2 separate regions of the Homo sapiens genome follow, and region 2 is linked to region 1. A link is a loop called in an ENCODE intact Hi-C map of the cell type or tissue named here. Cell type or tissue: heart left ventricle. All regions are shown on one strand.

The links. Hi-C counts contacts between places; a loop is a spot of excess contacts. Peaks named below come from ENCODE experiments on the same cell type or tissue, not always from the same donor. Only the 100,000 strongest peaks of a DNase experiment are listed, where the experiment ranks them.
Region 2: it touches region 1 in a loop (4-fold over the local background); 9 of 110 quality-filtered maps call a loop at or near these places.

The regions. Positions count from the first base shown.
Region 1 is chr16:55,322,551-55,325,050 of GRCh38, forward strand. It overlaps IRX6 (iroquois homeobox 6), which reads left to right and starts at 1,653. Exons shown (of 6, transcript NM_024335.3): 1 at 1,653-2,500. In heart left ventricle, a CTCF peak has its summit at 1,320 (motif pointing right); a DNase peak (open chromatin) is centred at 1,337; H3K4me3 peaks cover 2,047 bases; H3K27ac peaks cover 2,053 bases; H3K27me3 peaks cover 1,307 bases.
Region 2 is chr16:55,119,385-55,121,884 of GRCh38, forward strand. No RefSeq gene overlaps it. Among named protein-coding and RNA genes, the nearest start is that of IRX5, 190 kb to the left of the region's middle. In heart left ventricle, a CTCF peak has its summit at 1,137 (motif pointing right); no DNase peak of the experiment used is centred here.

The DNA.
Region 1 (2,500 bases):
TTTATTACTTTACAATTGACATACCTTCCCTCTGGAAATGTTTGCAATTAATTAATTAGCAGTAATCTTCCCCAAGGGATGAATTTAATGAATACTCTCCAATTCTTACTTTAAAAAAATAGCATAGATGTATCCAAGCTGCAAATGTGTGGATAGTTCCAAAGTGCATTTTGAAAAATCAAGGGATCTATCTATTACTGTGAATTTTTATCACTAAGTCAATCTGGTGAGGACTATAATTCTTTTTCTAACTAGGAGTTTCCCTGGATGAACGCAAGGTTTCTCCAAGGTAACAGCAGCAGCAGCAGCAGCAGTAGCTGTGTTTGTTAGTATTTAGAATGGAGCTTGTCCTCATGTTAACAATCTCTTAAGCAGAGGAGTCTCTGGTTTGTGGCTTAAGCTCCTTGAGCATTCTGCAGAATGTGTTTTTAAAACGGGGTGTGGGGACCTAGAGATGTCATGCTAAAGAGATCAGTGTAAGGTGCTAGTGGCAAACTTGGAGTTGAGGTACGCCCCGTCCAGGACCCCAGACCTTGCCCCGCCTCATACAAGAACCCAGAGCCGTTGCTATCTTCTGGGCCACAGGCTCTCGCGTTTCAACTAGAAAATAAAACTGGGCCCTTGAACCAACCCCTATGGCTCCTTGGAGGAGTTGCAGCAAGAGCCTGGTGCAACTTTAAAAGTATAAAGCGCTTTTAAAAGTATAAAGCGCGGTGACCCCGGTAAGTGAAAGGCAAGGCTTTCTGAGGTTTCTGGCCTGCAAATCCCACTGGATTCCTGCAGTGCCCACCGAAGACCTTCCCCTACCAGACCGACAGTCCCTTTTCACCCCTAGACGTCGCGGGTTGGAGGCTCTCAGAAGGGCAGCTGGGGCCAGAGTACTGAGCCTTCAGATGTGCAGTCTACCGTGCTCGCAAATTGGAGGTTCCATGTCTCGGGGCCAGGCCTAGAGGAGGCAGCCCCTTCCTGGGTACCAACGAGCCTCCCCCACCCCTGCCGCCGCCCACCCATCAGTGCCCCTTTGAAGACCCCTGGGATGGAGTGAGGGGGTGGTCAGACCGCTGGGCCCAGCCGGGCGTCCAGGAGGAGCGCAGGGAATGGGCCGCCCTCCCGGAGCGCTCCACTGCGGCTCTCCAGCGCCACCCCCAGCGGAGCGCAGGGGCTGCAGCCCGGACCGGGAGCCTTCTTCAGGCTCCCTGGCTGCCCCGCGGCCACTGCGGGAGGCGCGCGCGCGAGGCAGCCAAGCCTTGCCTTCGGAGGAGATGCCCAGGGATCTTAGCAAGCAGCCTGCGGCTGCCAGGGATCGGACCTGGCGAGTTTCCCGACGGAATCTGAGGGATCCCGAACCTCGGCCTCGAGGGGGCGCTATCCGGCCTACTCGAGGACCAGGCAGCTGCAGAGAAGCTCCAAGGTCAAGGCCCTGGGCCAGGCCAGGGCTTGGAGAGCCGGAATCTAGCCCGAGTCCTGGGGAGGCTGAGGCGGGGAACCAGATCCCCGAGGACAAAGATGGGCGGGCCAGTGGGATCCACCGACGCTGCCCGGAGCTGCTCCAACGAGAGCCGGGCCTGTGGCGTGAACAAACTTTACTTCAGCGCAGGGGCGGAGGAACCGGGCTGGAGGCTTCTCCCCCGGGCCTCTGCTCTCCTCCACCTGCCAGTGCTCAGCCTCCGCCCAGCCTTCGCCCACCCCAGCTCCCTCCCCCTCCCCCACGCGCCTCTGTTCACTCAGACTCCTGTCTCCCCTCTCCCCTCCTCCTTCTCCCTCTTGCCTTTCTCCCCCACTTTTCTCCTGTCTCTTCTTTTGTATTCTCTCCTCCCTCGCCGCCCCGGTTGCCTCTCGCCTCCTCCGGGCCGCAGGGGAGGAGGTGAGCGCGCTGCGCCCGGGGCCTGCGCGGCTCAGAGGGAGGCGTTTCTCCTACTTCTCCCGGGTAATTTGGAGAGGTTGTGTGTGTGTGCGCGCGCGCGTGAGCTCCAGGCGAAAAGGGGTAGGATTCAGCGCCGAGCAGAGAGGGTCAGGGTTTTTGACGTTCCTCGCCAGCTGCACAAACCTCCCGGAGCAAGTGTGAGTGTGGGTGAGAGTGCGCGCGCGCGCACGGGCTGGCTGCGCTTGGCACGCTTGGTGGCCCAGGGTCCCGGGGCCCGGGGTCCCGTCTGGCGGCCCGGGATTACCGTGACGTCACATTGAGCCTCTGGCCACCTTGGACTGGGACACCTCCGGAGCCTCACAGCCCCGCGCCGCGCCGCGCCTCACCTCGCCACCACGCGCCTTTGGGAACCCGCATCTTCTTCCTTCCCCTGCCCATCCATGGGCCCTTCTGTCTTCCGGACCCCACGGGCCGGAGGGGCGCCTTCCGGAGCGCAGGGCTCGGCAGCCGGGCTGCCCTCGGCTCTGCCTCCACTGGGGCCAACCAGGCGAAGGAACCGGCGCTGGGCATCCGCAGCGGTGTAAGGAACTGAGACACCTCACTGCTGGGGGCGCGGAACAGCTGGGCTGAGACGGG
Region 2 (2,500 bases), 200 kb before region 1:
CATGTACCCACATGAGAACACAGAGGCACACACTGGCCACATTGCTCATGCACGCAGATGCACCCCGCGCTCACACCCCCACACACATGTGACAGTGCACATATGCAGAGATCCACAGGACTGTGTGTTCTTACCCTTAGAGATGTACACACATGCAAGCACAGATACATGCAAGCCCTAGCATGTATTCATAAGCAGTCATATGCACACACACTCATATGTACAAGTCACTACACATGCAAATATCCACACATGTAAGTGCATGCACATCAGCACATGGGCCCAGGCACATTGTTCCTGGCCCCCTGGGCCTCCCTCACCCTGGGCATGTTCACCCCAGAGGTTGGTGTTCTCTCATCTGAACCAGCATCTGAGGACAGGTTTAAGGGGGCTCTGGGACAGGAGGGTCAAGGAGAAGCTGCCAAGAGAGCCCAGGATCTATCCCACCATCTGCTTCTAGCCAGTCTCTCTTCCCCTCATTTCTCCTGAGTGGTCCCCAGGCAGTTGTAAATAGTAGACCAATTCCAAGGCCTCCCTGTAGACTGGGCCTGGGCATAGCCACAGCTTGATGGTACTACTATCACTGTGAATCTCTGAGCTCTGTGGAGCCAGGGATCCCGGTAGTGACGATCATCCCCTTACTCCCAAAGACCTCTATAGTAACTGGTGCTCAGTACATGAATAAATGAAATAGAGGAGCAGTGATTGGCATCCCTACTTAACAGCTAAAAAGACTGAGGTCCAGAGAGGCTGAGCAGGACTTCACCAAAGTCCTCTGTCTGCCTCCTACCCCACCCCAGTGCTGCCCCCATCTGTGGAAGCCCTGGTGTCCCCTTCTGATGCCAAGGCCAGGACAGTAAAACCTGGACAAGGAAAAGACATAGTAATGTGTCCTGGGAGCCTCTGGGCTATCCACCTGGTGTCTGCCTGGCCCTTGACCCATCTGTCCTACCCTGCCCCAGGGCCAGGAGGCAGCTTGAGGCTCCAGGAAAAAAGCCCAGTTCACCATCGCGTCCATCCCCTGAAGCACTGGCTGCCAGGTCTTTTCCTAGCCTCAGATCAGCTCCCCATCTCTGCTACCCCTGTGACTTCCCCAGACCTAGGGATGGACCATGGTTTTCTGGTCCTGAGATCAAGCTGGAGTGAAGAAGGAATAGATGAAGACAGCAGGGGTCAGTGTTTGTTCAGTGGAGGCCACACAGGAGCAGGCATGAGAGGACCAAACGTCTTCCAGGCAGGGCACCCAGCAGATACTCAGACACATGGTGTCAGACCCACAAACCGAACCCCTGGCCTCAGCTCAGAGCAGGCAAGGGCAGAAGCTGGGTCTTCCCAGGAACCCACACTGGTGTATTGGGAAAGACCTCTAGTCTGCTCCAGTTTGGGGATTTTCCAGCTTTTGTTTTGCAGCCACAGAATCTTTTCTTCAGATGATTTTTTTTAAGTATTAAATTAGGGTATAATTTGCATTCAGCAAAATTCACCCTTACAGCATACAATTCTGCTGCTTTAACAAAAACATACAGTTGTGTAACTACTACCACAATCAAGATATAGAAGAGTTCTATCGTCCCCCTAAAATCCCCAAGTCCCTTGTGGTCAGCCCCTTCCCCCACCCCTGGCAACCATGGATCTGTTTTCTGTCCCTGGAGTGTTGCCTTTTTCAGAATGTTCTGTAAATGGAATCACACATAATGCGGCCATTTCATTTAACACAATGCCCTGGAGACCCATTCGGTTGCTCTGTGTGTCGGTAGCTCATTGCCCTTGGTTGCTGCATGGAATTCATTGTATGGATAAACCACAGTTTGTTTAGCCATTCCCCACAGGAGGGATATTGAGTTTATTTCTACTTTTCGGCTATTACGAAGATTCTATGAACATTTGAGTACAGGCTTTTGTATAAACACACACAACATATATATTATATCTTTTTGGAAAATACAAGTGCATTCTGGGTCATGTTATAAGTATATGTTCAACTTTCTAAGAAACCACCAAATTGTTTTCCGAAGTGATTGCACCATGTTGCATTCCCATCAGCAATGAATGAGAGTTCTGGCTGTTCTATATCTTCACCGGCAATTGATACTGTTACCTTTTCCCACTATTCTAATAGGTGTGTATCAAGGGACAATTTACTAGAAACGCAAATCTACAGAACAGGTATGTTAAGCTACCCTGGGTAGAGCCAGGAGCCAGAGTAGGGGTTCTGAGCCCTGTACACTGAGACCCTCCCTTACTACAGTGGCGGTTCCTGAGTATCTCTTTGGAACCCAGAACTAAGGCCAGGGAGGGGAGGAGCATTGCCCAAGGTCACACAGCTCAACAAGAGGGACCAGTGGGCAAGGCCCAGCCCTCTGTCTGATACCAGTGACTTGTCCTTTCCTGAGCACCATGTCACCACTGGAGGGGAGGAAAGGAAGGTTCTCAAGCCACGTCCCAGGGACCTGCCTTGAGCTGGGTCGAGGACCCAGTTGAGTGCAAGGATGCTGTCAGC